Regions from separate parts of the Mus musculus genome. Here region 1 is linked to region 2. A link is a contact called in ENCODE Hi-C or POLR2A ChIA-PET data. All regions are on one chromosome and are shown on one strand. Each heading gives the region's core, a stretch centred on a gene start or an enhancer-like site at or near the end of the contact. The rest is flanking DNA. Distances are from core to core; before and after follow the strand shown. Region 1 holds the start of Elapor2 (endosome-lysosome associated apoptosis and autophagy regulator family member 2). Region 2 holds the start of Crot (carnitine O-octanoyltransferase).

Region 1 (5,267 bases), core at 2,131-4,630, 270 kb after region 2:
ACTGAAGAGCATATTCTTTTAACAGCTATCTGAGATTGGCTGCCTTTCCAGCCAATCACAGGTTGTAAGCTAAATTTGGCAAATGCTGTGACCAATTACACTCGCTTTCTCTCTCTCTCTCTCTCTCTCTCTCTCTCTCTCTCTCTCTCTCTCTCTCTCCTCTCTCTCTCTCCCCTCTCTCCTCTCTCTCCTCTCTCTCCTCTCTCTCCTCTCTCTCTACACTCGCTTTCTCTCTCTCTCTCTCCTCTTTCTCTCTCTCCTCTCTCTCTCTCCTCTCTCTCCTCTCTCTTCTCTCTTCTCTCTCTCTCCTCTCTCTCTCTCTCTCTCTCTCTCTCTCTCTCTCTCTCTCTCTCTCTCTTTGAGTTTTACAGCTACACAGCATTAGTACAACTATATGCAACAGAAACCAATCAGAATATTGGCATATTATGGAAAATGGGTCATTTTGACATGATATTTATACCAATGAATTCATAGCTTATGTGTTTTTGATAAGTTATCCCTGTAAAAGGGCTGAGGATACAGTGTTTGCAATTAGGTTATTCCTCTATGTCATAGTCTCCAAATGAAGTCTCTCTGATGCTGTGAGGTGGAGCTCTCTGGTTTATGGTGCTATTTGGTTCATGAATATTTACATCCCTCAAATTCCACTAAACTTAATTTGTATAAAGAGTTTCTTTTACATATAACATTATTTGTTTCATTTTCCCTTAGTTTTAGATATTTAAGTTTCATTTACCTTTTTTTTTTTTGTTTTACAAATAACATTGATGAAGTGTTGGTCTTGACATTTTTATGTGCGCATTTGATCCCTCTCCCATGGCTGAATTGTTTGACAAAAAAAGAACACAGAGAATGCAAATGATACATAATGGCTATAATAAGACTACAATAATTATGGAGAATGTGAAAACAAATACTGTAAAAAAAAAAGAAGAAGAAAGGAAAGCAAACAGCTGTCTTGCTATTAGTTTATTAGAAAACCTCTGCCAACAGCTTTGGTTTTGTTTTAACCAGGCTTCTTCAATAAACCCACCCCAACTGCACACCCTACTCTCTCCTGCCACACCTGGAGACCAGCTACTTAAGGTGAGTCTCCAGGTTTTAAACATTGATAAAGTATCATTGCACTTCCTTAAGTCTCTTAGTATTCTCTGAAAATACAACTTTAATATCAGTATAGTTTTACCACAGGAAGGAGCATAACTTACTTAACTATCCCCCTTTTGGGGGCACTTAGGCTATTTAATTTTTAATTAAACAACAGTGAATGTAAAATCTTGCTCTCCTTAATCACTAGTTCTTAGATGGCTAGAATTAAAAATGACCAGAAAGACAGAAAGAACATGAAGTTGGGTGGGTAGTGAGGTGGGGAGGATCTGGAAGGAGTTAGGGAAGGGAAAAATATCAATATATAGTGTATGAAAAAATTAAATAAAAATTTAAAAAGCTAAAGGCGTACTCATACTTTGATAACTCTAATTAAGTTTATTCTTTGGCAATTTCAAATATGTTTATAATGTGCTGTGGTGCCTCCCACTTTTCCCTCCCTTATCTTCCTCCCATTCCTGTTTTCCCGGACAGGTCCCTTTCTACACTCAATGCTTGCTTTTTTGTTCTGTCTTGTCACCACCTGAGCATAACCAGGGACATCTGTGTGAATGTGGGTTGGTAGCTCACACATTCACCTGGTGGGCTCACTTCTGGGGACACAAGTGAACGCAATAACTGTCCCTCCTCCAGAATTCATCAGTAGTCAATAGTTCATGAAGGAGAGCTACAGTCCCCTGGGACCCATGATTTCCTGTTAACAGCCCAGTGCACTGGGCGTGGCTGATGTGAATTCAGGACTGTGAAGGCTATGTGGTACTTAGAGATAGCCTGAGGCAGCCCTCCTCTTTATCTTCCTTCTGGCTCTTATATTTGTTTGGTCTCCTCTTCCATCATGTTCCCTGACTGAGTAAAAATATTTTAGTATGCTGTCAAATTGTTTTCAAGAATATCCGTGTTCCGGAGTGCATAATCCACACGCACATTTTCTAGAATTGTTCTCATTCCGAGGTTCATATAGAAACACTTTTATAATATTTCATTCCGCTTACATAAAATTTATGTTTCAAACATTCGCTACTTGAATTCATACTTACTAACATTTTTGTGCTTAGAGGATTTAAATTTTTTGGTCATTTAATATTGCAATCTGGTTTACTTGCAAGAAGAAAAATCTATGTAGAACGTATGCCTGTAGCTGTGGTGCTGTTGATGTAGTTCTGTGACTGTTGTGTGTTACTGAAGTTCACCTCTGATGTACCCTGCACAAAAGAAAAGCAATGTATACTTAGTAACTCTAAGCTGTTTAATCCTTTAAGAGGAAATTATTAATTGAGAGTTACAAAGAATGCTATTTAGGCAAATCTGTACTTTAATCTACTTATGTTGAATAAAATGGGCTTTGTTTTAATAAAGAAAGTGTTTTTAATTCATAGACATATGGTTAATTGTTGACAAAGATAATATAAATTTGGCTCACATAAATTCTTGGTGGATTAAAGAATAAAAAAACAAACAAAGGAAATAAAAACCGAAGCGATAACAGAGCCACCTACCTGTTTGGCTACTCCTAAACTGTAAGTGGAAGAAAACCGAAAGGAAATGTATATATATTTGAGTGAACGTAGCTGCTGCAGACATATTCAGGTCCATTTATATTTAGTGTGTCAGTTGGGTCAGAGGATCCTTGAGCTCCTCCCATTGACATATCACCCTTCACTGCCTAGTGTGTGCGTGTGGGTCACATAAAATAGACCACCACTGCAGCTTTTGTACAGGATAAATGCTTTCCCAGAAGCAAAAAGGTTTGTTCGCCAAAAGCTACACATCTGTATGAAATAATACCTAAATCAGCAGGAAGTAGGTTTGGTACCACCACTTTTTTCCCATCTACTGTGAGGCAGGCACCCTTCCAAGAGCTTTGTGCACATCAACTTAATTAACCCGCATGGCGACCTCACGTGGTGGCTACTGTTATCATTTTCATTAAATAGATGAGATAACCGAGCTCAATACTACAAACCTCAGGCCTCTTTCCTCTCTGCCATTTCAGCAAACCCTAATCTTGTAGAAATTCATTCTGAGGCGTGGATCCTTATAAGAGATATCCCTAGGGTGTCGACAGGGGTCTAGAGAGGAGCGACACTCCGGAGTCTCTGGTCTCTCTGAATCCCTCAATCTTGTCACAAGGCTCCTGCGCGGTTGGCAGCGCCACCGCTCCACGCGTGCTGGGCTGGGCCTCAGCCGCAGCCCGCGCCACCTGCTCCCGGCTCCCGCGTCCCCGCCCCACGTCCCGCCCCCGCGCCGCGCCCGCGTCCCACGGTCCCTCCCTCTGGCGTGACGGGAGCTCGGGCGCCGGCTGCCCGCGCTGCGAGCGGCCGAGCTGTAAGCGTGCAGATCAGCCCAGTTGAGCTGAGCCCAGAGGAGGCAAGAGCACGGTCCTCGCTTCCCAGACTCCTCGCCGGAGTCCATTCAGTGCCGGGATGCTGCTGCTCACCCTGCGGCGGGCGAAAGGCAGGGATCGGGGGCGACCGGCCGGGGGTCCCCGCCGCGCGCTCTCGCTGCCCTGGAGCCCCGCCTGGATTTGCTGCTGGGCGCTCGCAGGCTGCCAGGCAGTTTGGGCTGGAGACTCGTCCTCCTCTGGCCGCCCGCTTCCTGCGTGCCAAGAGGTGAGCAGCACCGGGTCCCCACTTGGAGTTTGAGGCGGGGTGTGGGGTGGGGCGATCTCGGGGACCTGGGCTCAGAGTGACCATCACCTTTTTCGGGTTTGGAGGACAGGGGCGTTCGTTTTGCCCAGGGATGAAGTTGCTCGCCCCTGCTAGCTGGCTAGGAGCGGGTGTAGAGGCTTTCTGTCTTTCTGGTGGTGTATTTCTCTCCGTGCTGGTGTTTGGGGGTTTCTGAAGGACTTTGCTGCGCCCCCTTTGGAGAGCCAGGTCTCAGGACCTGGGTTTGAGAAAGAAATTTCAGGAAGGGGAGGAGACTGGGGAAGCCCTGCCCCATAGGATTTAGAAAACTAAGGCTTTATAGCTTTTGAGAGACCTAGATACTCACCCTCCCTCTCCTGATTTCTCTGCTCCCCAGTCTCCACAAATGCTTTCATCCAATTCTCAAGCTCTCAGCTTTCAAATACAGAACAGTGTGGTCTCTTGACATTCTGGCAAGACATGGATGTGAAGAAGGCAGAGAAGAAAGTACTTAGGAAAGAGGCGGGTTGGTGATGTAGAAAATTAGAATGGGCAAAGCAAATATGTTCCTTTGGGGAGGTTCTTCACCTGGTTGAAGTCCTGTAGCTGAGTACTTTACAGTTTAAGATCACTGCTGCTTTATAGCCAAGAAGGGTACATTCTGGGTGATTAGATCTTTCTCCTGCTTTTGGGAAAAACGAGACTTACTGTGCCAACAATTTCTAGAGGGTGTCACTGGAAGTTGCTTTGTGTGTTTACCTTTGCCTTTCATGCTCCAGAAAGTGCCTTCTTTTAATGAAAATCAATGAGGGGAAGGAAGTAACATTTCTGACCTACTTTGAGTGATTCTGTTGGAGAAGAGGTGAGGCACACACGCTGTTTTAAGGAAGATTGCTAGGAATCAGGGTGACAGGTTCTTTATAGGTATCCAGCAAAAATAGGTTAGCCATTAGCTTCTTTTGAGAAGAACGGCAAGATTCTGTTTCTGTGCTTGCTGGAACCACTTCGGAATGAGAGTATCCTCCTTTTAGACACCATCCATCATCCCTGGGTTTTCATCTTCTTCTCTTACAATACATGCCCCAGGGCAGCCCACAATGATGGAAAGTCAGATGGCAAGCTTGGGTGTGAATATGCAGCTGTACTGTAGCTAGTGAATCGGGGCAAAGTCTTGGCAAACAAACAGCTGTGCATAATTTCAGCTTGTGCTAGTATTGGTTCGATATGTATCCTGCCACTTGTCACCTGGGAATAAACCAGTGTATGGGGTTCTATAGAATTCAACTTTTTGGACATCCACAACTGTTGTGGCAAGATAAGCTTTATTGTCCAGTTGCCCAGACACAGTTTATAGCACACGTTTCTTTAACGAAGTGAAGTTCCAAGTTCCTTGCAACACTAATTCTTAGTAGTGAAGAATTGAAGACTATTTTTGAAGTAGAAAGGTCAAGGCCACTAGAAGAGATGCATATATATATATATATATACATATACGTATATATATGTATATATATTTATACATACATATATATA
Region 2 (4,848 bases), core at 1,688-4,187:
ATTTTCATCAAAATAAAACTAACACCATATATGAATAGGCTATATTGGTAGAGTAAATAATAAGATTTCTGAGAGAATCATTTATAGATCCTATATAAAACCAGTAACTAAGAAAACAAAGAATTGATACTGAGTGAAAACTTCCTGTCCTTTTATATCCTATTTTAAAATAGCAAAGTTAAATAAAATATACTATTCATATGTTATAAAAGTTAACAATAGCTGGGCGGTGGTGGCGCACGCCTTTAATCCCAGCACTCGGGAGGCAGAGGCAGGCGGATTTCTGAGTTCGAGGCCAGCCTGGTCTACAAAGTGAGTTCCAGGACAGCCAGGGCTACACAGAGAAACCCTGTCTCGAAAAAAACCAAAAAAACAAACAAAACAAAACAAAAAAGTTAACAATATCAAAAACAAAGGCATGGCGGATTATTTTTGACTAATATCTTTTTCTCCCATTATTAACCAAATCTAAAATTTTTGCTGTATATATTACTCTTTATCTCCGTCTCAGTGCTGACCCAGCTGGCTGCCAACCAGAACAAGCACCTTGGACCCATTTACAGAAGCCATATTGCCAGAATCACCTTTCTGGTCCTACTTCTAGATGTGAAAGGAAAGGGAAGGAGAGGACAAGGCGCAGTGCTGGGTATGGTGGCATGTACCTAGCTGCAGTAGCAAGAGGACGCTTCAGCCCAGGGTAGTATAGTGAGACTAGATGATAACAACAGAGCCCTCTTGCTTTCTTAATACCATGTCTTGTTGGCTTTGTTACAGCGAGGAGGTTCTACTGTTCCAGTAACATAACCAGACAGTGCATAGGACCTCAAAGCTCCACCCCTTCCGTTTTACTGCTTACATCCCATTTGAATATTGATAAACCACTTTGGATCTAACAGAATATTTAGGATCTCGGTCTTAAATATAGACTCAGCCATGTTCTAACCATTTGCTCCTAGGCAAATGACTAGAAAAAACAGGACCGTTTATTTGGTAGTGGGCTGCCATAGCACACACGGGGAAGTCAAAGGACAGCTCCCAGGAGTTCATTCTCTTTTCTACCATGTGGGTCCTGGGGATCACACTTGGGTCATCAGGTTTGCCTGCAGGTGTCAATATCCAATGAGCCATCTCACTGAGCCTCAAAATTTGTCTTTTTTTTGGGGGGGGGGGTTAGAATATTACTATATACCCCAGGCAGGCTTGGAACTAACTTTTGTCAGACAGGCTTGCCTGAATTCACATGGGTCAGCCTGCCTCTGACTCCCTAGTGCTGGGAATATATGCCACCAACACCCACCCAGCTCTAGGCAAGTAACTTTAATTGAATCTCTTTATCTTGGCATGTATAACCATATAATTAGTCATCAGACTTTTTAATGCCATAAAAACAACTCATCCTGAAACAACTATATTATGGACTATAATGGGCAGAATTGTTATGATGACCTAACTCCTACCTACTCTTTTTAGTCCCCAGAACTTGTCATTATGATAGAACATCATTACTCCTATGGTTGCAACTGGGTTTCACCTACAAAAAAAAAAAAAAAAAAAAAAAGGCTTAAAATAGAGAGGACCTAACCTAATCATTTGAGTGCTTGAGCAGAGATACTGCCACACCTCTGTGTCTACATCTATGTCTTTAATGATCTGTGTCTACATCCATGTCCTTAACGAACTCAGAGACAAACAGGACTTGCAGGAAATGGGATTAATCCTAATGCAAGTGAACAGGGGTTAGACTCTGCCAACTCGAATGAACCTGAAAAGGGAGTCTCCCCCTAAAACTTCAGAAAGTAACTCATAACAGAAACCCTGGTCTCTCCTTTTGTGCGTCCATGCAGGGTAAGCAGCTAAGCTTGCTCGGACTTCAGATCTTCAGAAACTCAAAGTCTGTGTTCCTTTAACCGCTAAACATGTCACTGTCTGCTGTAACAGCAATAGGAAACTAATGCAAGCATGCCGGGCAAGCTGATCTCATTACACTTCCTTGTCATTTAACAGATCCCACAAAGAAGACCAGAGTACTAATTTTATGCCTGCTGCAGTGCTTAGCCCCTGCAAGGTTAAGCCGACTACAGATTCTTTAAGAGTTGTCTTAAGTTTTCAACCATATAAAACTAGTTAAACGATTCCAATAAAATTAAGAAAACGATGACAGTGGACTTTCTGAAAGCAAGGTGATGTGAACGCGAGAGAGGTGGGAAAATAGAACCAGGAAGTAAACAAATAGGGTCACATACCAGTAAACCACGAAGAAGTGCTCAGGACCTCCAGGAGCCTGCTTGAACAATTCGGAAAGGAAACCACAGGGAACCCGAACTGGCCAAGCCTGGTGACTGTGGAAAGGAAGAAATACACTCAAGTAAAGATCAGGAAAGGAGAAGAGGATAGTGACAGAAGCTGGAAATACAGAGAACGGACATCTGCTAGACATGAGATTTATATCACTACAGAGCTAGCTATGTTCCAAGCAGCCTATCAGATGGACCCAAGGGGCACAGGGAACCTTCCGGTGCCCGCGGGGAGGTTGCAGCAGAAGCAGAAAGCAATAAAGTTCAGAAACTCCTCCCACCAAAACAAGGGCAGCTTCTCACCGAGGATAAGGACAAGGGGAGAAAAACCAAGAAACATGCACACGCAAAACCAACCAATCGATCAAGCACTCTAGCACTCTAGCACTCTAGCGAGGCCGGTGCAACTGAGAGAGGACACCCCAAACCAGAAGGGCAAGATGCTCGGGGGGGGGGGGGGGCACCACGCCCGCGCCAGACGGGGCGCCTGGGCGCACAGCCCGACTGCACTCAGCTCGGCTTCCTGCTACTGCAATACCCTTCGACCCCCTCGCCATGTGGGAGGGGAAGGAGAGCGAGCAGCCGGCCCCAGAATCCTCACCTCCCGCGCCCCTCTTGTCCCTCTGCGTCGGCCTGCAGGCTCTGGGCTGTCCTGAGGCCGGACCAGAACGGAAAACCGCGAGGGTCCCGCCCTGTGCGCGTCGGGGAACGGGATTGGACGGGAAGCCGCGAGGGTCCCACCCCGCGCTGGAAGGGGTGGGCTGTCGAGGCTTGCTGGTCCCGCCCCCGCCGGGTTCTCGGGCTCTGGTGGCGTCCTAGGCTGCAGACCCCGGGAACGCAGCAGAAAGTCAGATAAGCGCCCTGCAGTCCCCGCTACAGCAGCTTCCTTCCGGATGCTGCGGGAGATTGGCCTCCGTCCAGAGATCTACCCACTCTCGGGCACAGCCCTGTGGCTGCGTAAGGAGGCCCACGGCTCAGCCTGCTTTTCGCCGAACTCTTAGGGGCTTGGCGCTGTGTTCTTTCTTCCCAGTCGCTCCCCCTTCTTTGTGCCAGCCTCCTTTGCATGGCCCAGGCAAGCATTTATACTACTTTAGATATAAATTTAAGAATTTATACTGAGACATTTTATTTTGTCTACCCTGTGTGCTGGCAAGAGAATAGCAGGCGAATGGATCCGGTTTGGCCTCGTCGCCTCTTTGAGACTTAAGATTTGGCCAACTCCCAGCCATCTAGGGCAAGCCCTTGCAGTCTCTAGCGATGGTCAAGCTTCAAGCTTTGGCCTTGCCTGAATATTTTTATCATCCAAGAAGTTGCGTTTTTAAAAAGCTAGCACGTCCTAGAGGAAGACTATGAGGTATTTTTAGTTTCACAGGTCAATGCCCTTTTTTTCATTTACCTCCTGAAATAAATTGATACAATTTTAAACTTATATACACTTTTTATTTGTACTTCTGTTTTGTTTTCGTGGAAGGAAAAATATTTTACCTGCTCCTGCATAGTTAAGTTATTCAACAGTTTAATGACTTCATTTCAAATTAGTATATTAAAAGCTGCTGTCTTTCCGAAATCCTTTTGAGTTTCCCGCAGAATTACTAATATGTTTCATGACTGCACAGCGTTGCTGGAGGTATTACATAATCAAGCTGGATAATCTCTCTAAGCTTGTCAAAGTGACTGTGTTAAAGAACTTTTCCCCCTCATAGTATGTAAGTGTTCCGTTCCGGATATTATATTATGCTTCGAAAATAGAATTCTTAGACTGACTGGATTTCTCAGAAACCTTCATTGTCTTTTTTTTTTTTTTTTTTTTTTTTTTTTAGTAAAAAAAATTTTGGCACCTCTTTAGAAGTTTACGCATATTGAATGTTTGCTGGTGGCAAAGAATTTAGGGTCACTCACCTTCACTGTTTTTGTGAGTTTGGTAATCTCACCAAACCAGGCCTTTATGCAGGGTCTTTAACACTGAGCTACATTCAAGCCCTGCTGCAAGTTTCTCTTCTTCCTGGTTTTGTTAAGCAGAAACGGTGTCTCCATGAAGATCTTGGCTTCTCATAAAAAGAAAACAACCTCGGGACTGAAAAAAATCAGTAGAACCTGGAGAATGTGAGAAAAATGACCATCTCTGTAAAACTGTAATTAAGCAGAGTCCTGAAAATGTTTTCTACCAAATGTATAATAGATATTTTAATGTCAAATTTAAAATCGGTAGCACTCAGATTAAATTTGAACAAGCTTGTATTTCTTAGCTCAGGATAGACAGATCTTGATGGCTGAGGAAGATATTGCAAGCTTTTGGAGTATGTCTTATAGCAACAACTTGTCCCAAGTCTTAAAATTGACTATTAAAGTTATATAAAAAATCATTCGGGCTGGAGAGATGGCTCAGCAGGTAAGAGCACCAACTGCTCTTCCAGAGGACCTGAGTTCAAATCCCAACAACTACATGCTGGCTCACAACCACCCATAATGAGATCTGACTCCCTCTTCTGGAGTATCCAACCGGAGTGAGCAGAGGTCTAAAAATTCAATTCGCAACAGCCACATGAAGGCTCAC

Evidence for each region. A loop is a pair of places that touch in the nucleus more often than their neighbours do. ChIA-PET counts read pairs that join two places held with the same protein, here RNA polymerase II (POLR2A).
Region 1: a map of left cerebral cortex shows a loop between it and region 2 (2.5-fold over the local background). The contact joins the promoter of Elapor2 here to the promoter of Crot in region 2. A Hi-C loop is called at or near these places in 1 of 37 maps with a recorded cell type or tissue (left cerebral cortex). POLR2A ChIA-PET finds 5 or more read pairs at or near these places in 1 of 5 experiments (embryonic stem cell).

What each region holds. Positions count from the first base shown.
Region 1 is chr5:9,262,738-9,268,004 of GRCm38, forward strand. Elapor2 (endosome-lysosome associated apoptosis and autophagy regulator family member 2) reads left to right here and starts at 3,381. Exons shown (of 22, transcript NM_172706.4): 1 at 3,381-3,719. The coding sequence starts at 3,534.
Region 2 is chr5:8,994,209-8,999,056 of GRCm38, forward strand. It overlaps Crot (carnitine O-octanoyltransferase), which reads right to left and starts at 2,938. Exons shown (of 18, transcript NM_023733.3): 1 at 2,896-2,938; 2 at 2,244-2,339.